Linked DNA regions of Homo sapiens: region 1 is linked to region 2. A link is an interaction called in ENCODE POLR2A ChIA-PET data of the cell type or tissue named here. Cell type or tissue: A673. All regions are shown on one strand. Links, peaks and the distances in the headings refer to the core of each region. The heading gives the core; the rest is flanking DNA.

What was found. ChIA-PET counts read pairs that join two places held together with the same protein. Peaks named below come from ENCODE experiments on the same cell type or tissue, not always from the same donor. Only the 100,000 strongest peaks of a DNase experiment are listed, where the experiment ranks them.
Region 1: POLR2A ChIA-PET joins it to region 2 with 40 read pairs; 2 of 35 experiments call an interaction of 5 or more read pairs at or near these places.

What each region holds. Positions count from the first base shown.
Region 1 is chr18:3,827,988-3,839,703 of GRCh38, forward strand. All of the region lies in intron 4 of DLGAP1 (DLG associated protein 1), which reads right to left. Among named protein-coding and RNA genes, the nearest start is that of DLGAP1-AS3, 44 kb to the right of the region's middle. In A673, for the core only: no CTCF peak of the experiment used is centred there; DNase peaks (open chromatin) are centred at 4,424, 4,974 and 5,324; H3K4me3 peaks cover 761 bases; H3K27ac peaks cover 5,000 bases.
Region 2 is chr18:3,736,917-3,748,632 of GRCh38, forward strand. It overlaps DLGAP1 (DLG associated protein 1), which reads right to left. Exons shown (of 13, transcript NM_004746.4): 6 at 5,419-5,596. Among named protein-coding and RNA genes, the nearest start is that of DLGAP1-AS6, 90 kb to the left of the region's middle. In A673, for the core only: no CTCF peak of the experiment used is centred there; a DNase peak (open chromatin) is centred at 5,825; H3K4me3 peaks cover 554 bases; H3K27ac peaks cover 4,233 bases.

The sequences.
Region 1 (11,716 bases), core at 2,526-7,525, 90 kb after region 2:
TAGTTTTGAGACCCTAAAGTAATACTTCTTGAATTGGGCTCCTTGGTCTTTAGTTACCTTTACTTTTACTGATTGTACTTCTGTACTGATTGTAGTCGTGTAGAAGAATATTTCTTAAAACCTCTGTGTCTTCAGAATAAACACAGACCTGCATGTCTTTTTAAAGAGGTCCCTGTGTAGCCAAGAGTCAGACAAAACACCAGCCAGGGTTGGAGATGACAGCCCAGATGAAGTGAGTCCATCATCTGGGTTATCACATGTGCAAAGTTAGGGCAAGAATCCTGAAGTTTGAATGCTTTTTCATGTTCTTGTACATCAGCCTCTGGGGGCCAGGGGCAGTGGTGTTCAAAACATTTTTAAAAACAAGACAGGCCAGGCACAGTGGCTCACGCCTGTAATCCCAACACGTTGGGAGGCTGAGGCGGGAGGCTTGCTTGAGCCCAGGTGTTTGAGATCAGCCTGGGCAACAGAGCAAGACCTCATTTCAACAAACTATTTAAATATTAGTTGGGTGTGGAGGCATGTGCCTGTAGTCCTAGCTACTTGGGAGGCTGAGGTGAGAGGATCTCCTGAGCCTAGGAGCTGAAGGCTCCAGTGAGTTGTGATCAGGCCACTGCACTCCAGCCTGGGTGACAGAGCAAGACTCTATCTCAAAAAAAAAAAAAAAAAAAAAAAAGGACAAAAAGACAAAACAAAACCTTTAAAAAAAAAACTTTCAAGAACAATCCCATCTTTTTATTATAATTTACATAGTATTCAATGTCAATATGAAATATTGATTATTTAAAAATGGGAGTAGAAATCTTTCATTAAATATCTATGACCCAAAGTCGATGGAGCTGGGAAAATCATTAGTACTAACAATGTCTTAGAATTTTGAAATGCCCAACTACAGAAATGATATATAATTTAACCCAGACATTTCATTTAAAGAATCTTTAAAATAAGAGCCAGGTACATGGTAAAGTCCTCAATAAATGTTAGCTAATGTTTAAATCCTTCTCTATAGAGAATGCTTATAAAAGTGGCACTGAAGAAAATAAAATATTTTTCCACCATGTAATTCTTACTTAGGTAGTTTTTCACTTATAAGGAAGGAGGATGGTGCAATGAATACAGTACATCAGGTCAACCTGAGTTCAAATCTGACTCTACTTAGACCAGACATGTGATTTTGGCCTAATTACCTGAACATCTTTTAACTTCAGGTTTTCAAACATAAAGTGAGGACAGCAATACCTACTTCAGAGACTGACTATAAAGATAGAGATGATATAAAGTAACATATGACATGCTAACTCATTCAAAGTGTATTTGTAGGTTGCTTTTTCATATAGTAATCATGTTTAAATAACGGTTAAGTTCCCACATGGTGCAAACCCTTAAAGCTTGTTTCATTCATGATAGAGCTGACCCTTAATGGATTGTGCAATAGATCCAAGACTCTCTGAGCTTGGGGGTGGGAGGGGGTGGAGGGTGGGGAAGGTTAGTACACTTGGGGGAATCTCTAGAGGCCTGTGTATAGGGGACTGTGGATCAGTCAGGGTTCTCAGAAGAGAACAGGAAAAAAAAAGATTTATTTTAGAGATGACTGTGGTGAGTAGCAAGTCTGAAATCCACAGGGTGGTCTGGCAGGCTGGAAACTCAGGCTGGAGTTGATTCTGCAGTCTTGAGACAGAATCTTGTCAATAAAACCTCAATTTTTGGTCATAAGGCCTTTCAACTGATTGGTTGAGGCCCATCCACATTATGGAGGGTAATCTTCTTTACATAAAGTCTACTGATTATAGATTTTAACCACGTGTATACAATTACTTTACTGCAACACCTAGATTAGGGTTTGATTGGGCACTGGGTACTCTAAACTCAGCAGGTGGCTGCACAGAACTAACCATATAGACAGGAATTCGGGTGGGCAGCTTCTGAGGCAGTGGGAGGGAGACTTGATGGGCAGACAGGGCCGCTGCAGTGCTTATTGATATTCAGATTCTCTTCAGCTGTGAGCTGCATATGCTCCGTTCATTTTCTGAGGAACTATGGTTTGGGTCAAAGACGTGAGTGTAAAGACCATCTCCTCACTGGTTGTTCAGGAGACCCACAAAGGCCATGTAAGCAAAGTGAGACTCTTACTGGCTCTGTACCAGCACCTAGCAAGGTGCCTGGCATGTCAATTTCATTGACAATGTTCTTTAAGGGCAAAAGAGTCATTCATGGAATTTTTATTTCTTGTTGACAAATGAACAGGAAAATCTACAGTCACCTGAAACATCCCACCATGGTAAATAAACAGGAAATTGGCCAGGCGTGGTGGCTCACACCTGTAATCCCAGCACTTTGGGAGGCTGAGGTGGGCGGATCACGATGTCAGGAGTTCAAGACCAGCCTGGCTAACATGGTGAAACCCCATCTCTATTAAAGATACAAAAAATTAGCCGGGTGTGGTGGCACATGCCTGCAATCCCAGCTACTCGGGAGGCTGGGGGCAGAAGAATACCTTGAACCCGGGAGGCGGAGGTTGCAGGGAGCCGAGATCTTGCCATTGCACTCCAGCCTGGGAACCAGGGCAAGACTCTGTCTCAAAAATAAATAAATAAACAGGAAATTTATAGACTCATCTTTTATTTAAGCCCTTTGTATTCTGAAAGACAAAGAATTCCATAATGCCCGGCCTTGATAAAACAAATATAGAGCTAACCTTAAAAAAATCAAGATTTACTGTAGCAACTTGCACATACTACTAATGTAACACTGATCACATTGTTTTAAAACCATTTGTTTATAGATCAGTCTCACCCACCAATCTGTAAGCAACTTGAGAGGAGGGATGATGTCATTTGTCTGGCAGAGACCAATATTCATTCCTATAATTCTAGTTCTAAGCAGAGTATAAAAGAAAACAACATATTGTAAAGTAAAAGTGCTCATGAAATCTCTAATTACATCACTCAGGTTGTACCTATTTTATTCAACTGAGAAATAAAGTATGGACACCTTTCATCCCAGATTTTCCTCTACCAAGGGCAGGGAAGAAACCTCGCAATGGTTGTGGGCAAACAGGGATCATGGAGGAACACATCTCCGTGCACGAAGTTGCTGGTGCATGTGTGTAGAGGGGGTATGAATGACCAGTATCCAGAAGAGAGGCTCTTTTGGCATCCAAGGAGCTGCAGTTGGATGTTGCTGTGGAGATATTTGGGGAAGCAAGGCCACAACCCCCAGCAGGGTCAACTGAACTCTACTAGGCCCAGAGAGACCCATCACCAGATCATGGCAGGACGAGTCAAACAGAATCTGAAGACTGTCATCTCACCCTGTGTATTCCAAAGCACATTTTATGGATCACCAATCCTTTTTTTTTTAATACTTTAAGTTCTGTGATGCATGTGCAGAACATGCAGGTTTGTTGGATCACCAGTCCTTAGAAATGTTCTGTGAAATGTGGTTCCAAGAGGGTTTGGGAGATGCTTTATACTGTATTGTTCTCTTAAAGAGTTTCCATCCATATGAGCATCTTAAAGATTCTAGGATGTCTGCCAATATAGAATTCTGAATACAGTACTCAGTTTCTCAAATTCAACTCCTTTTCTTCACATTAATATCTATTCAAATCATCCTTTGGGAAATGTCAGCTTCTTCACATACAAACAAAGAAATTGACATCCAGAATGTAAATTACAGCTTATATGGCTAATAAGTGGCAGAACTGGGTTAGAATTCAGATCTCCTTTGGCCCATTGCACTTTCCCAGTTCATCACACTGCAACTATTTATCTCACCACTGAACTCTTCATGAATACCTTTCAACAAATTCTGTGAAACTGTTTTGATCTCCCTATATCAACATGTAGAAGACAAACATGAAGGAATGGCTACTGTGTATAGGAGGGACTCAGCCTTTGGAAACTTCATATTTTGTGTCAAGCCTGTGCCAGGATATGTTTCATTCAAGTTATCAGTGCAAATGAGAGGTGGTAATAGAGACATGTAAGTGACATGGATCTATACAAATAGGTTTGGGTCACATCTTGTATTTTACACCAAGAACCTAGATCATGCCAACCTTTTGATGGTAAAAACTGTAATGAGAGAAGAATGCTTCGTCAAGATAATAAATGATTACCTTTGCATATAGAAATAACCAGAACCCATGCATGCACACTCCATTATTCCTTCTGTCTCCCGACATTGACTGGAATTCAGTCTTTAGTATCCTCTCTCTGTCACACACACATGAACGCACAAGCACACTTCATATTCAGTGATGATGTTTTTCCTATTACAAAAACTGTGAACTACCCATGGACAGTAATAATGCAGATATATTTCATTTGAGAAAGGCTTTCTTTTGTCATTTTCTTTCTTTACCTTTTTGGTGATGAGTCAAGCTGACCTGCTGGGTGAGATGGTTCAGATATTCATGCTTCCTCCTAGTAACGATGCTGGCTTTCTGCAATTCAAATGACCCACTACAGCTGCACGAGTAGGCACTTAGCCACCTACTCCAGTTAGTAATTATTCGTTTAGACTAAAAAATTCTGAATCAATAGAAAAACATTGAATTAAGCCTCATTTTTGATATCTCATTTGACAAAGGAATCATGTTATTTTTCCTTGCAGTGGATTTAGATAAACATCCAGAAAAAAAAAATGTTTTGTGTTGGAACGGCCACAGAGAACCTTCTTTTTTTTTTTTTCCCAGGAGGGAACATAATTCTAAGTCAGGAAAAATAATTTATGTGGCTTCCTAGTTTCTGCCCAAACCAGCCATATGCTCTCAATATTACTGGAAGAAGTCTGAAACAGAAAATACAAAGTAGGGGCAAGAAGGCCCTTGTGGGGGATGCAGGGGTGGAAAACGGGAGGCAGCTTAGGTGCCCCCCCCATCACTGAGGCAGAGGAGTGAGAGCACCTTTCTCCTTTGTACACCCACTTGTCTGTCAACTTTCCTCCTTCCATTTGAGGCTGCTCCTGGATGTAAATTTTGACCTGCTTTCAGTTGTAATAAATACATGAGGCATAGAAGTAAGAGAAGCTCAAATAGCTTTCTAAAGGAGAATCTCATAAATAACAGTAGCTTTTGTTGTGCCCTATTACATTGGTGGTGTAATTTTCTTTTTTCTTTAATTTTCTATGAATTATAAGATTCCTTCCTTCCTTCCTTCCTTCCTTCCTTCCTTCCTTCCTTCCTTCCTTCCTTCCTTCCTTCCTTCCTTCCTTCCTTCCTTCCTTCCTTCCTTCCTTCCTTCCTTCCTCCTTGTTTTTTTTTGACAGGGTCTCACTTTCTCCCCCAGGCTGGAGTGCAGTGGTGCAATCACAGCTCACTGCAGCCTCGATCTTTCAGGCTCAAGCAATCCTTCCACTTCAGCCTCCTGAGTAGCTAGAACCACAGGCACATGCCACCACGCCCAGTTAATTTTTGTATTTTTGGTAGAGATGGGGTTTTGCCATGTTGCCCAGGCTTGTCTCAAACTCCTGACCCTCAAGTGATCTGCCCGCCTCAGCCTCCCAAAGTGCTGGGATTACAGGTGTGAGCCACCGCATCTGGACTGTTTTGTTTTGATTTACTAAACAGCTTTTATTTTTCTCTTCTGTTACACAGAAACAAACAAAAAGATAATTATTTTGTTTGGGAGGCATTTGGGTATCATGAAATATTTAAATCAGAGATTTCTAGCACGTGTGATCAATGAAAATAGAGGGAAACTAGGACTTCTGAACTGATTTCCTTTTGGAGCATTCTCATAGATGAATCTACAAGGATACAATGATTTGTCTGAATGATAAATTTACCTGAATAATTTATCTGAATGATAAAATTTTGATACCTTTATTAAGATACTTGAAGGTGTTGGTTTACAAAAGATTAAGTACCACAGTGTAAAAATTCTATTGTTGCATTAATTTGATTAGCAATGAAAAACTCAGAATCCATTTCTAAAGAAGTTGATAATACAAATAAAACATTTACCTAAAGACTGACTATACACAAATAATTTCTGCAATTTATCCAACTCATAAATTGGTATAGAGATTTATGGGCCGGGCGTGGTGGTTCACACCTGTGATCCCAGCACTTTGGGAGGCCGAGGCGGGTGGATCATGAGGTCAGGAGATCCAGACTATCCTGGCTAACACGGTGAAACTCCGTCTCTACTAAAAATACAAAAAATTAGCCGGGTGTGGTGGCGGGCACCTGTAGTCCCAGCTACTCAGGAGGCTGAGGCAGGAGACTGGCGTGAACCCAGGAGGCGGAGCTTGCAGTGAGCCGAGATCGCGCCACTGCACTCCAGCCTGGGAGATAGAGCAAGACTCTGTCTCAAAAAAAAAAAAAAAAAAAAAAAAAGATTTATGTAATAGATGATTAATCATAGCACTGGTTGTAAAAGCAAAATGCATGGTAGTGAATACTGTTCCCCAATATGTATTGCTAATATACTAGTTCTTTAACATGTGATGTTAATATAGTACAAAGTAGCTTCATTAAAGAAAGAGTTTTGATTTGATTCAATCCTGTGTTCCCGGTGTCTGGAAGTGAGCTTGGCACACAGTAGATGAGCATTAAACATTTGCCAAATGAATGGACACTCCATATAATCAAATATATGTACATAGGTGAATGTGTACGTACACATATACATATTTGTATGTTTGACTATATGTAGAAAATAGCAGAAGGCGAATGTTAAAATGGTAACAGTGATGGCTGCCTTTGGTTAAATAAGACTGGAACACGGTGGGGGAGGGAGCTTTTACTTTTAACCCTGTATCAATCTGTACTATTTGAATTTTTTTCACAATTAGCATATGTAACTTTTATTAAAAAATGAATTCTGTGAAAGAACCCCAAATGTACGACCACTGGAGATCTGCATTTTAGAATTTGTGTTGTCTTTACATTATCTCACCTTAAAGATACAACTCCATTATGTACACGATAACCTAAGGAACAGGCTTTGACTGGAAATTGATGAAACTTGGACCACAGAATCAGAAATTAGAATCTTCAAAGAATCGTCATTACAGATTATATTTTGCTTTTCCATTTCTTCAGCTTCAACCAGAATTTTATATTCAAAGTTAAGAAAATTTACATGTAACTGTATGCAAAAACCCATATGGCCTGTGTCAGTCTGTACCACTTATTTTCAATGAGATAAAATAGCTTATTTAAACTTTGAATTTTCCCATTGGGTTTAGATGATTTAGCTGTTTATCCAGCAGCCCTATACTTAAAAATAGATGAGATGACATTTGTGGGTTCTTTAAAAAAATACCCTTTGGAGAAAGAAGCAGAACACTAATGCCATATTTACCATTTACATTATATAAGAATGGCAAGTTTTTATAGAATGAGTGCTTCATAGAAAATATCCTCCTTTCTGGCCAGGCGTGGTGGCTCACGCCTGTAATCCCAGCACTTTGGGAGGCTGAGGGGGCAGATCATGAAGTCAGGAGATCAAGACCATCCTGGGTAACACGGTGAAACCCTGTCTCTACTAAAAACACAAAAAATTAGCTGGGCGTGGTGGCGCGCGACTGTAGTTCCAGCTACTTGGGAGGCTGAGGCAGGAGAATCGCTTGAATCTGGGAAGTGGAAGTTGCGGTGAGCCAAGATCGCGTCATTGCACTCCAGTGTGGCAACAGAGCAAGGCTCCGTCTCAAAAAAAAAAAAAAAAAGAAAATATCCTCCTTTCTAACATAAAAGCTATAGCTCTTCTGTAACCAGTCACAATCATTGCATATATGAGGGCATCCCACATAAGTTTCATTATTTGATGATTATAATTAATTTAATGGAAACATAAACATGGTTGGAAAGTTTCCAATAATAGCATAGGAAGATTTTTCTCTCCCTTCTCCCTTCCAATTATGTAGTGCCTCCCCGCCATCGCCATCATTCTTTTATCAATTATTTATTGTGTGTCTGCTATGTGGGAGGCACAGTTGTTATAAAACAAATATAAAGTTGATGTTGACTATATTTAACTTGACCTTATATACCTATTTAATAATTATAGCAACCTGCCAAAAATGAGAAGTGATTAATATTAGCCCTAAACCTGCTGTCATACGATTCCACAGAGTTCAAGATAAGAATTAACATAAGTTAAGCTGAAAATATACTGTCACCTGAAATTGCAAACTGGGTAGGTATACAGGAGAACGATAGTCAATTAAAGTATGAAATATTCAAATCAGTGTTCCAATCTTGGTAGCATTGCTGATGGCAAAGGATGATGACACCAGGAGGAAATGAAAGCAAACACATCACTTTCCTACTCAGAATAGTACACCTATCTTAGGATCTTACTGATTTTATTTATTAAAAAAATACACTTTAGGAGAAAAGTGCATTTATCGGGTAATATGAAAGAGGAAATGAGGTCTGTGTGAGGGCATGGGTATATGCCATCACTATGCAACATTTTAATCTTCAGTTTTTATAGGAGTTTCCTCTGAGCACTCATCAAAGGTAATGGGATTAGATTTTTTTTCTTCCTTTGTCAAATGTTTTCCTCACCCTGAATACTGTCACACACGTCGCAGGTGGATGAGATTTGTCCACTGAGGAGGAATTGCACTTTTCGACCCTCCTAGGATGTGACTTGAATACCTGGCTTGTTCCATGTTGGGCTTGCCACCTGCTCCTGCTCTGAGGTAGCCGCTGACCTAAAGGCATCGCAAGGGTGGTGAGGTGAAGAGGGAGCAAGTGTTCTCAGCCACACATTTTTCCATCTCCCCTCAGAATCCACCTCTCAGAGGTAGCCTAAGTGGCCCTCCTACCGGATGCGTTGTTTTATCACGACTGCAGCTTTCTTTTCTTAGATTCTGCCAATGCTTTTAATGGGCTGGTCCCCTGCGAAGAGCAGGGATTTTGTGTTTTCTTTTGAAGAGCGTGGTAGATTTCTGAGCACCCTGTGGCAGTCTGTAAAAGTGATAAATACAAATGATGAACAATGAAGCAGGCTCTTGAGTTCTGGGGCTGGCTACAGGAGAACTCAGAACGAGGGAAAAAAATAAATCAATTTCTAACACAAAGGCAAGATTTAGCCTCTCATTAGATCCAACTGCTACATGTAAAGAAGTTTGTTAAGAAAATGGCACAGGGATTTTGTGAGGTGGAGCCAAGCCTGCGAAATAGGCTTTCAAGATGTGTTTTCTATCTTCCTTCCAATTTTGGGTGCTATGATGTAACAGGATTTTGAAATCCAAGCATATGTTATTTTCTTTCTTCTTTTCCTTTTATGTTTAAACCTCCATTATGATGAATTAGCTTTCCTTCCTCAATAATTTAGAGTTTATTTTCTATAAAAAGGAAGCATTTAGAAATGTGATATTAGGCATATGGCCCCCTTTCAGATCCTTCCAGTTCTATTTGTATATGGTTTTAGACTCAGCTGTAAATATATTAATTTATGCAGCAATGGATATTATAAATCCTACACTTTATATAGATGTAGGCTCTTTCTTTTCATAAACAAAACTTGAAACAATACTAAATTTTTAAAAAGATAGACATAATTGATAATTTCACTTTGAGAAAGCAAAGTAACCCAGATTGTAAATGTTATGGACAAAGGCTGGGCGCAGTGGCTCATGCCTGTAATTCTAGCACTTCGGGAGGCCGAGGTTGGTAGATTGCCTGAGCTCGGGAGTTTGAGACCAGCCTGGGCAACATGGTGAAACCCCGTCTCTACTAAAAATACAAAAAAAATTAGCTGGGCGTGGTGGTGTGTGCCTGTAAAGCCAGCTATTTGGGGGGCTAAGGCACGAGAATTGCTTGAACCTGGGAGACGGAGGTTGCAGTGAGCCAAGATCAAGCCACTGCACTCCAGCCTGGGCGACAGAGTGAGATTCTGTCAAAAAAAAAAAAAAAAAAAAAAAAAAAAAAAAGTCAGGGACAAGGATAAATGCAAATTGTACACATTTCTCTCTCTTGATTTTATGATAGTTTGGAAAAGAACCATTTTTTAAAAACCAGTATATTACTAATGGATGGCATCTAATGTCTTAGTAATTAAAAAAAATATAGATTGGGATGGAGCCACAGAATTCAACAATGGGGAGAAGAGAGAAATAGAAGGCAGAGACAATTTTAGAATAATAGTCAACTGTCTGTGGAAAAAGGGGAGCTTCAGTTAGTGAATGAAAGAATTGAGTTTTCCTGATGTTTTCATCTAAGATTACCCTCATACCACATGCACAGGGCTTGATCATAAAGTATTTGAAGTTAGTAAAAATGTAACTAGTCCAGTTGAGCTAAGGAAATATCAAAATGTCAATTGTTCTTTCCCAAGTTTAGTCAAGCTAATCAGATTCTTTCAGTTGTTAAGAAATATTCTGTTGTATGGTTTATGTGTAAATATGACTAGAAATTCTCAGCAGTGGTAAAGCATCGTAACTGGGCATGGTTGCTACACATATTTGTATCTCTGATAGTGCCTGGCATTGTCCCTTGCATACACAAAAAGTTCAAAACTACATGCTTAAAAGTGAAGGATTTCACTCTCCCCTGAAAGCACTCTATTTGATAGAGAGCAGCACTCTTTTGTGCTTACAGCAATGAGTAAACTCTTAGAGCCAGGTTGTGAACTGCTTGTTGTGGATATATGCTGTAGACATTTAATCACTTGATAACTCATTAGTGATATATTTAATTCATCTAAGATGATTTATGTTTCAAATGTGAACATGATGCTTTACCATTACTTTTACTATTTAATAAAAAGATAATTGTTGCATCCATTTATAAATTTTGCATTAAACATGACACATTTATCTTTTCAAAGAAAATAATTGTTAATCTTAGAAAATTTTCCTCAAATGTGCAATACACCAGGCAAAAACCAAACTCTGGTTTTACTGTACTTGAAAATAAATTAGCATGCATTTCACATGGTATTTTGTTATTCTCCTTTCATAGCCTGCTTTGGTTAAAAAAAAATCATGTCATAAAAGAGATGGCAAATTAGATCTGGGAGTGAAGAAAACTTGTTCCTAAATTTTATCTTAGATATTGAACTACTAAATAGATGATAATGAAATTAATGTCTATTTCATGCATGAAGCAGCTCTATTACGTGCTTTTATAATTTCTTGCTTTTGAGAGGTTAAGGTGGAAGGGCTTATTTTCTTTAGACACTGATCCTGGGATTCATGAACTTCATTATTCTCTTTATCTTATGATAACTATGCCCACAGGGTACAATTAATGAATTAATTCATCAATCCACTCATTCACATTTATCGAATGCTTCCTGTGTGCCAAGCACTGTGCGAGTAGAAACCACAAGAATCAATAAAATCAATAGACTTATATTTGTCTCTAGGGGGTCTACTGTCTATTGGGGGACAGGTAGAATTATTGGAGGGGAGGGAGCAACAAGCCCTCAAACTTGGTGTCAGCAAAGTGTGAAAATCACTAGAAAATCCACACGTAGGCATTGGTAGCATGGGAGCTAGTTTAAGGAGGTTATACTTGTCTTGGGACTTGAGTGATGGGAAAGACTTTGGCAACTGGGCAAAGAGAAGAGAGGAGGGCAGTACAGAAGTGGGAACAGAAACATGAGCACATAAACAGGCACTATATATACTCATGGGAAGCAGCAAGCTTCACTTCGGACCTAGGGCCTCTCAGGGTACTGCTAGAAACAGATTCTGTTGAAGGTATTCAGCTTGTGCTAATAGTCTGTACTTGTTTTAAAGACCCAGGAGG
Region 2 (11,716 bases), core at 3,112-8,111:
AATAAAAAATGATAAAGGGGATATCACCACCGATCCCACAGAAATACAAACTACCATCAGAGAATACTACAAACACCTCTACGCAAATAAACTAGAAAATCTAGAAGAAATGGATAAATTCCTCGACACATACACTCTCCCAAGACTAAACCAGGAAGAAGTTGAATCTCTGAATAGACCAATAACAGGATCTGAAATTGTGGCAATAATCAATAGCTTACCAACCAAAAAGAGTCCAGGACCAGATGGATTCACAGCCGAATTCTACCAGAGGTACAAGGAGGAACTGGTACCATTCCTTCTGAAACTATTCCAATCACTAGAAAAAGAGGGAATCCTCCCTAACTCATTTGATGAGGCCAGCATCATTCTGATACCAAAGCCTGGCAGAGAGACACAACCAAAAAAGAGAATTTTAGACCAATATCCTTGATGAACATTGATGCAAAAATCCTCAATAAAATACTGGCAAAACGAATCCAGCAGCACATCAAAAAGCTTATCCACCATGATCAAGTGGGCTTCATCCCTGGGATGCAAGGCTGGTTCAATATACGCAAATCAATAAATGTAATCCAGCATATAAACAGAGCCAAAGACAAAAACCACATGATTATCTCAATAGATGCAGAAAAGGCCTTTGACAAAATTCAACAAGCCTTCATGCTAAAAACTCTCAATAAATTAGGTATTGATGGGATGTATTTCAAAATAATAAGAGCTATCTATGACAAACCCACAGCCAATATCATACTGAATGGGCAAAAACTGGAAGCATTCCCTTTGAAAACTGGCACAAGACAGGGATGCCCTCTCTCACCACTCCTATTCAACATAGTGTTGGAAGTTCTGGCCAGGGCAATTAGGCAGGAGAAGGAAATAAAGGGTATTCAATTAGGAAAAGAGGAAGTCAAATTGTCCCTCTTTGCAGACGACATGATTGTATATCTAGAAAACCCCATTGTCTCAGCCCAAAATCTCCTTAAGCTGATAAGCAACTTCAGCAAAGTCTCAGGATACAAAATCAATGTACAAAAATCACAAGCATTGTTATACACCAACAACAGACAAACAGAGAGCCAAATCATGAGTGAACTCCCATTCACAATTGCTTCAAAGAGAATAAAATACCTACGAATCCAACTTACAAGGGATGTGAAGGACCTCTTCAAGAAGAACTACAAACCACTGCTCAATGAAATAAAAGAGGATACAAACAAATGGAAGAACATTCCATGCTCATGGGTAGGAAGAATCAATATCGTGAAAATGGCCATACTGCCCAAGGTAATTTACAGATTCAATGCCATCCCCATCAAGCTACCAGTGACTTTCTTCACAGAATTGGAAAAAACTACTTTAAAGTTCATATGGAACAAAAAAAGAGCCCGCATCGCCAAGTCAATCCTAAGCCAAAAGAACAAAGCTGGAGGCATCACACTATCTGACTTCAAACTATACTACAAGGCTACAGTAACCAAAACAGCATGGTACTGGTACCAAAACAGAGATATAGATCAATGGAACAGAACAGAGCCCTCAGAAATAACGCCACATATCTACAACTATCTGATCTTTGACAAACCTGAGAAAAACAAGCAATGGGGAAAGGATTCCCTATTTAATAAATGGTGCTTGGAAAACTGGCTAGCCATATGTAGAAAGCTGAAACTGGATCCCTTCCTTACACCTTATACAAAAATTAATTCAAGATGAATTAAAGACTTAAACGTTAGACCTAAAACCATAAAAACCCTAGAAGAAAACCTAGGCAATACCATTCAGGACATAGGCATGGGCAAGGACTTCATGTCTAAAACACCAAAAGCAATGGCAACAAAAGACAAAATTGACAAATGGGATCTAATTAAACTAAAGAGCTTCTGTACAGCAAAAGAAACTACCATCAGAGTGAACAGGCAACCTACAAAATGGGAGAAAATTTTTGCAACCTACTCATCTGACAAAGGGCTAATATCCAGAATCTACAATGAACTCAAACAAATTTACAAGAAAAAAACAAACAACCCCATCAAAAAGTGGGCGAAGGACATGAACAGACACTTCTCAAAAGAAGACATTTATGCAGTCAAAAAACACATGAAAAAATGCTCATCATCACTGGCCATCAGAGAAATGCAAATCAAAACCACAATGAGATACCATCTCACACCAGTTAGAATGGCAATCATTAAAAAGTCAGGAAACAACAGGTGCTGGAGAGGATGTGGAGAAATAGGAACACTTTTACACTGTTGGTGGGACTGTAAACTAGTTCAACCATTGTGGAAGTCAGTGTGGCGATTCCTCAGGGATCTAGAACCAGAAATACCATTTGACCCAGCCATCCAATTACTGGGTATATACCCAAAGGACTATAAATCATGCTGCTATAAAGACACATGCACACGTATGTTTATTGTGGCACTATTCACAATAGCAAAGACTTGGAACCAACCCAAATGTCCAACAATGATAGACTGGATTAAGAAAATGTGGCACATATACACCATGGAATACTATGCAGCCATAAAAAATGATGAGTTCATGTCCTTTGTAGGGACATGGATGAAATTGAAAATCATCATTCTCAGTAAACTATCGCAAGAACAAAAAACCAAACACCGCATATTCTCACTCATAGGTGGGAATTGAACAATGAGATCACATGGACACAGGAAGGGGAACATCACACTCTGGGGACTGTTGTGGGGTCGGGGGAGGGGGGAGGGATACCATTGGGAGATATACCTAATGCAAGATGACAAGTTAGTGGGTGCAGCGCACCAGTGCGGCACATGTATACATATGTAACTAACCTGCACAATGTGCACATGTACCCTAAAACTTAAAGTATAAAAATAAAAGAAAAAAAAAGATACTGTGTTACTTGAAAATTGAATATGGAACTAGAAAAATGATGTCATTAGGAATCCATTTCAGCTGGCCATTCTTTCTGTATTTTACCTAAGGCCGAATGGCTACGTCATGGAATTGCAGTGCTTGACCTGACAGCATTACTTCTCCCATGTGTCTGTGCAATGATTTGTTGGTATCTTACTAAGCTATCATTAGAAAGTGATGTTGCCCTAAAGAAGGTCAAATGTGCAGCCAGGGACTAAAAACAGTGAGCTGCAAGGGTAGTGTGCTGCTGGGGGAAATTAAAAGTTCTCCATAAAGTTATGAAAACCATGAATGTATATAAATATTTTTCCAACAGAATATTTTAAATCCACTGATGTATTCTGCATGTATGACCCCTAGGTTTGTAGACCATTTTATAATTCTCAATGACTGTGTGACCTTTAGGCCATGCAGAATAAATATGTGCTCCAAAAAGTTTTAAATGTTATATTACCTATTGTGAAAAAGATAAAAACAAAACAAGTCCAAAATGCACCAAAATGAGGCTCCAGCTATTTCCCTGAGAATTGGGATAATGTATATCATTGGACAAGCAGTAACCAGCACGAATAGGTTTGCATGTTCTTGGAGATTTCTGTAAAGCAAGGAAACACACGATGGGTCAGCACTGAAATCCCACATGACAGCTTTCCCTGGCTCCCTCCCTACTCTGCCCTTGGAGCCTGCCCTGCAGTTCCTGATTTTTTTCTTCAGGACTCCATTTAGAGCAGGGAGCTTAATTTTGTTGATAGGGACAGAATGAGAGCAGTGTCCCTATTTCAGGGTCTTATTTTGACAGATGTTTCAGTGATCAGCCTACCATTTCATAATTTTTTCTGAATACCTTGTTTTCATCTATACCAGCACCACACCATAGCATCACTATCACCACTGTCACTGCTACCACCATCACAATCACGACCACCACCACCACCACTGTCACCATCACTATCACCACAATCACAACCACCATCATAACCACCACCGCCACCACTGTCACCATTGCTATTACCATAATCATCACCACCACCATCACGACCACCACCGCCACCACCGTCACCATCACAACCACCACTGCCACCCATTACCAACACCACCACCACCATGGTCATCACCACCACTGCCACCACTGTCACCACCACCACCACCATCACATCACCACCACCACCACCATCACCTCACCACCACCACCACCATCACCACCACCACCACCACCATCACCTCACCACCACCACCATCACCACCACCACCACCACCACCATCACCATCACCACCACCACCATCACCATCACCACCACCATCACCACCACCACCACATCACCATCACCATCACCACCACCATCACCACCACATCACCACCACCACCACCACCACCACCAAATCACCACCACCACCACCACATCACCATCACCACCACCACCATCACCATCACCACCACAATCACCACCACCACATCACCATCACCACCACCACCACCACCACATCACATCACCACCACCACCACCACCATCACCACCACCACCACCACCACCACCACATCACCATCACCACCACCATCACCATCATCACAATCACCACTGCCATTACTATTACCATCACTGTCACCACCATCACCATCATCACTGCCACTACCATCACCATTACCATCACCATTACTATCACTACCACTACCACTGCCATCACCATAATTACCACCACCATCACTACCAACACCATCACCAACATCACCACCATCACCATCACTATCATCACTGCTACCACCATCACCATCACCACCATCGCCATCATCACCATCACTGCCATCATTATCACCAACACACCAACATCACCACTATGGTCACCATCACCATCAGTAACATTAATTCTCACCTTGATGATCACAGTGTCTTCCAAACTAGCCTCTCTGCTTCTAGCTTCTCATTCTCTCCAATCTTTCCTATGTTTTTTTGCCAGATTAGTTATCCTATGTCAAAGTTAGATTCATATCCCTTGCTTGTTTAAAAGCCGAAGTTTTCTTTTTCTTTTTCTTTTTTTTTAACAGAGAAAGAGTCTTGCTATGTCGCCCAGGCTGGAGTGCAGTGACGTGATCTCGGTTCACTGCAACCTCTGCCTCCCAGTTTCAAGTGATTCTCTTGCCTCAGCCTCCAGAGTAGCTGGGATCACAGATGGGTGCCACCATGCCAGGCTTACATTTGTATTTTTGATAGATACAGGGTTTCACCATGTTGGCCAGGCTGATCTTGAACTCCTGATCTCTAGTGAATTTCCAAGGACCCTCTTCATTGTGCTTTATCCACTTACAGAGGGCCCCACCTCCTGGCAGACCATTGATACCGGGGGCTTACTGCGGCTGAACCCATGGCATGCTCTTTGCAGCACTTGACTGGACCTCCTGTCTGATCCATCAATGGTCTACTGGATGAATGACTGCCTCCCCACCTCATGCCCTCTCAATTCTCACTAACCTTCCTGCCACTAATGGCTCCTGACCACCGCTGCCCTGACGGCCCTCACCTGGCTGATGGTGCTCATGGCTCGCATGTAGCTCTCATTCCTGGAGCGGAACTTTGGTGATGTGAGCAAGCCTGCAGGGTCCAGGCTGTCCAGGCTCCGGTTGATGGAGACTTCACTCACTGCCCTCAGGTAACTATGACTCCGGATCTGGAGTTTGGGTGAGTGTTCATTGGAGATTCTGGAAGGGAACAATGGAAGAGGTGCATTAGTCACATTCCAAAATGCAGGAAGCAATAACATGTGGCACTATTGTCATTTATGTAGCACCCTAAATACTGGGACAAATGACATAGATGCCCTTCTGTGATTACTAAACTCCCCCACAGTGTCTCAGAAGGAAGAGCTTTTGACAGGAAATCATCAAGATCTGATGACATTCGAGAGCAATTAACATTCTCTTCAACCATGAACTAATTGCCTCATTCACATTTTTCTAGCCATCCTAGGAAGCAGATAATAAGCAGCAATTGTCCTGCCCAGGAATTCTGACTTGTGTAATTTGTAAAGCTTTTCTTTGTATCTATTTCTTTCCTGTGGCCATCTTTTTGTTTTTGGACTGTTTGGTAACAGTAAGTGGGTATATATCTATATCTATATTTTTATCTATCAATTTATCTTCCTTCCTTCCTTCCTTCCTTCCTTCCTTCCTTCCTTCCTTCCATCTTTAACTCTCTAATATAGTTGAAATTGAACTTCGTGAACAGAACTTACACCTTAGCCATTAAAAAGGCACAACTCTCAATCTTTATATGTAAAGACAAGTCACTACACACTTTGTATTCTTTGGATTTATTCTAGGATGCATTGTAAAATTATAAAAGTAGAAAATGCTAATTGCAAATAGCCAAGCTATACAGATGTGCACAAAGTAGAAGGTGGGTCCCTCTGTCTCCCCTTGTTCCTGTCTGTAGAATTCCATACCCTTAAAAGAACTACTCATAGCAGTTTGGGGTATATTCTTCCTCAGTCCTTCTATTCATATATAATCAATTTAATGTTAGTTATTTTATTTAATTTTAATTTTTTTTTTATTTTTTTGAGACGGAGTCTTGCTGTGTCACCCAGGCTGGAGTGCAGTGGCGCAACTTTGGCTCACTGCAAACTCCACCTCCCGGGTTCATGCCATTCTCCTGCCTCAGCCTCCCGAGTAGCTGGGACTACAGGCACCTGCCACCACGCCTGGCTATTTTTTTGTATTTTTAGTAGAGACGGGGTTTCACAGTGTTATCCAGGATGGTCTCGATCTCCTGACCTCGTGATCCGCCCACCTCGGCCTCCCAAAGTGCTGTGATTACAGGCGTGAGCCACCGCGCCCGGCCTTTATTTTAATTTTTGAGACAGAGTCTTGCTCTGTCGTCCAGGCTGGAGTGCAGTGGCATGATCTTGGCTCACTGCAGCCTCCGCCTCCTAGGTTCAAGCAATTCTCATGCCTCAGCCCCTGAATAGCTGAGACAACAGGTACACACCACCATGCCTGGCTAATTTTTGTACTTTTTGTAGAGATGGGGTTTTGCTATGTTGGCCAGGCTGGTCTTGAACTCCTGGCCTCAAGTGACCTGCCTGCCTCGGCCTCCCAAAGTGTTGGGATTAAAGGCATGAGCCACTGTGCCCGGCCAATGTTAGTTATTTTTAAAGTTTCTTTTCACATGGTATTAGTGCGATTTTTCTTTCTTTATTAGATTTCTTTCATTTTGGCTGTAACATTGTTCCTAATTAAATAAATTAAAGTTGATAGGGAAAAAGATGTATGCCCCCATAGCCGCTATTATTTATCATCCTAGCCAGTGAAATCAGAAAATTTTGAAAAATAAGTAATATAAACATTGTAAAGAGATAAGATTTGAGTATTTATAGATTATGTAATCAATTATCTGTAAAGTAAGAGAAAATCATCTGAAAAACCATGAGAACTTTTAAGGGAAATCCTCAAGGTAGCTAGATACAAGGTAACAATACATAAATTAACAGCTTTTCCACGTAACATCAAATAAAATTTTAATGAAAAAAATTCCCTTTAAAATTGCAAAACATAAAATACACAGAAATTACAAAAAAGAAACGCATCAAATTTTATGAAGAAAATGATAAAATTTATGGAAGGCACTAAGTAAGTGCTAAATTAATGCAAAAAACCCCCACAACAATTTTCCTGTAAAAAAACTTAAATTTTCCCTAAATTTATCTATAAATTTAACGTAATTGCGACAAAAATCTCCATGTCAATTTTACCTTTTTTCTCTTTTTGAGATGGAGTCTCACTCTGTCGCCCAGGTGGAGTGTAGCTCACTGCAACCTTCACCTCCTGGGTTCAAGTGATTCTCCTGCCTTAGCCTCCCGAGTAGCCGGAATGACACACGCACGCCACCGCGGCCGGCTAATTTTTGTATTTTTAGTAGAGATGGGGTTTCACCATGTTGGCCCGGCTGGTCTCAGACTCCTGACCTCAAGTGATCTGCCCACCTTGGCCTCCCAAAGTGTTGGGATTACAGGCATAAGCCACTGCCCCATAAATCTCCATAGAAATTTTATTCAAATGTAACAAACTCATTTTAAAGTTTATATAAGATTCAGAGCAGCATTATTCATAACAGACAAAAGGTGGAAGCAACCCAAATGTCTAACTCTGAGTAGATGAAATGTGGTAAATGAACTATTTGACTAAAAAAAGGAATGAAGTATTGATACATGCTATAATATAGATGAACTTTGAGAACATCATGCTAACTGAAAGAAGCCTCATATTACAAAAGACCACATATTACATGATTCTACTTACATGAAATGTCCAGAATAGGCAAATCGCTAAAGATAGAAAGTAGGTGAGTGGTTGACTAGAGCTGGGCGGGGAAAGCATAGGAAGATGGTGGCATTAGGAAGTGATATCTGAAGGGTATGGAGTTTCTCTTTGCAGTGATAAAACAGTTCTAAAATTAGTTATAGTGTTGGTTGCACAACTCTGAATATATGAAAATCATTAAATTGTACACTTGAAAATGGTGAATTATATGTTATGTGTATTATATTTCCACAAAACCGTTGTAAAAAATTACGTGAGTCCTCAAAATAATCAGATTTCCTTACGGAGTTTAGAGGGTAGACTAAACTGGGCAATACTAGAGAAAGAAGGCCAGTTAAGGTGGTTGCAATGTTGCTATAATCTAAACAAGGGAAAAGGGCTCAGTTAAGTATTAGTGGTAGTAGAGAGGAAGAGATAGATTTGAGAATCCACACGAAAATTAAATGTGGTTGATGAGTAAGGAGGTCTAAAGGTTCTAAGAACAGCCAGAAAATAAAAATAAATAAAAAACAAGGGGAGGAATGCCCTTTATCTGATCTCAGCTATATTTTATTTTTTATTTTTATTTATTTTTTTGAGATGGAGTCTTGCTTTATTGCCCAGGCTGGAGTGCAGTAGTGCGATCTCAGCTCACTGCAATCTCTGCCTCCTGGGTTCAAGCGATTCTCCTGCTTCAGCCTCCAGAGCAGCTGGGATTACAGGAACATGCCATCAAGCCCAGCTAATTTTTGTATTTTTGTAGAGAAGGGGTTACACCATGTTGGCCAGGCTGGTCTTGAACTCCTGACCTCAAGGGATCTGCCCACCTTGGCCTCCCCAAGTGCTGGGATTACAGGAGTGTGCCACCATGCCCGGCCTCAGCTATACTTTATAGCTGCAATGATGAAAATGGGTCATGTTAGTAAAGGAACTGACAAAGCAGTAGAATGAAATAAGGACTCCAGAAACAGAACTAAGTATGTGTTTGAATATAATATATTGCAAACGTGGCAGTTGGAATAGGCAAGGAAAAGATCAAGTATTTAATAATGGAGTTAGACCTTTTTTGCCTCCACTTGGGGAAAAATGAATTCCTACTAAGCATATAGATGAAAAATAATATTTTAAAAACTTAAAGTTCTCCAATACAATATAGATTATATTTTATAATCTCAATTTCTATACTTAAACAATTTAAAGAGAAATTTATCAATGTTTTATGAATAAAAAAACCTATAAAGCCTTATGGAAGGCAATAAAGAAGGCCTAAAGAAATGCAAAGGAATATGGTAGAGAAAGACTTTAGAAGCATCGTGGTAAACTTAGATGCCATAAAGAGAAAGGTTAATGAATGGAAGTACATGAAAATTTAAAACTTTTGTTCAGCCAAAGATCCTGTCAACAATGTTAAGAAAAATAGTCATTGTGTATAAGAACATATTTGCAACACTAAGCAGCAAAAAGGGTTCACATGCATAATATTTAAATTATGAATAAAAATAATGAAACCAACACAATAAAAAATGGTCAAAGCCTATAAAGAGGGAATCATAAGAAAATAAATATATAAATTCACAGGAAAGTAACTTTATATATCACCAAGCATATGACAAAATGCTCGATCTCACTAGTAATTAGAGAAATGTGGATTTTAAAAAACATACATTTACACATTACATTCATGTACATCCATCTTGATGTCCTCAAATTGTAAAGATATTCCCTATATTCTAAGTGTCCTCTTAGTAGCATTGTGTACGATTGCATCTATTCTTAAAGCTTGTATGGAATTACTTAATATATAACAGCCAAAAACTATTCTTAATAATACTAAACCCTGAGAATGTGATAAGCAACCACTTTTTGCAGCTGCACTGAGGGAGAAACCAAATTAAGACAGATCTAGAATATAACATCGAAAGTAAATCTCTTATTGCATTTTACTGTTACAAAAGATAAACTAGGCTGGGTGCAGTGTGGCTCACACCTGTAATCCTAGCACTTTGGGAGGTCTACGTGGAAGGAACTCTTGAGCCCAGACCAGCCTGGGCTACATAGTGAGGCCCTGTCTGTATTTTTTAATATAAAAAAGTAAAAGAAAAAAATTGTTCTAGAAATGTGCCCTATGGATCCTTCAAGTAGTGGTCAAACATGAAAATAGTTTGCCAGGTCAAGGTAATATTTTCCATGTGTTACGTGCTATTATGGTGATTCCAGCTGCATCGCTTTATAATACCAATGCCAAAAATTTCAACCAACAAACAAACTGAAAAATTCGTTTTCCTTTTAAGATCTTTTTTAGAAAAAGAGAATCGTAGCTGGAAGCATTTATAACCTAAAGTTCACTTCTCTTTAGAACTTGCGCATTAGATGACAAATGTGTTTCTTTGACTATTTTGCAACCTGACCCAGAGCAATGATATTGCCAACATAAATGATGATGCCATTCCAAATGTTATCAGGGCAGTGACGGGAGTGGCTGTTTCATAAATGGTGTATATTCAAAGAAGAAGTGAAAGTCCGGCGTTTTGAAAAATGAGCGTCTGCTGGCTGAATGGGGAAATGAGGCATCATTGCAACAATCATTCACTCTGGCCACTCGTTATGAAATAAGGCACAATTCCCAAATTTCAAAGTGAAACATCATTCAGAAGGAATTGAATAGTTCTTCTCTGGTGAGTCATTCCTGATAAAACAATGCATACATTAATAACACACAAAATATAAGGAAATGAACTGTTTTATCTTGCCCACTTATAGAACAGAGCCCTCCGCTATCAATATAAAGGTTACTATATGCCCATGTGCTCCGGATGCAGAAACGCTCATTAAATAAACACCAAAATAGTGCATCGATGACTTTGTCTTTACCTCAAAAGAAAGTTGATCTGCTCAGAAGAAAGACAGTGTGCATATTCAGAAACATTAACTCTCTCATGTTACGTTAATTATTTCCAATGTTGGTCTAACGAAATGGCACTCTTCTTTTTCCATCCTTCTCCCTAAATTACTTATGCTAAGTTAACTTTTCCTAGCTTATCAGAACTAAAGGGAGATTTTGATTTTTTGGGCTGGGAGGTCCCATTCATTATCATGACTTTAAAGTACAACCAATAATGGGAAGTTCTTAGGTGACAGTGAGCCAACCACACAAACAAGCTTGACCCTTTGTATCCGGAAGGCTGCCATTGCGAAGAAGAGCGTGTACAGTAATCATCAGACCACAAAGTTTTAAACCAGTGTCTCAAAAGACAAAATGACTAACTTTGCAACATATTACTGGAAATAACTTCAGATGGCTGGGATGCTTTTTCCCCCAAAGAAGGAAATGCTTCCAGGTTATGGAGTCTAATGGGAGAATCTTTGGAGGTGATGGACCATCTTATGGAGCCATCTGCACCCTAAGTTTTGTTCATTTTCACGTTGTCTTCTCTCTGACTTACAAAAGTATTGGAATGTAAGGCTCTTCCATGGGACCCAGAGGAAACATTTTATGGCCTCAGGAGGTTAATCTAACTTCAT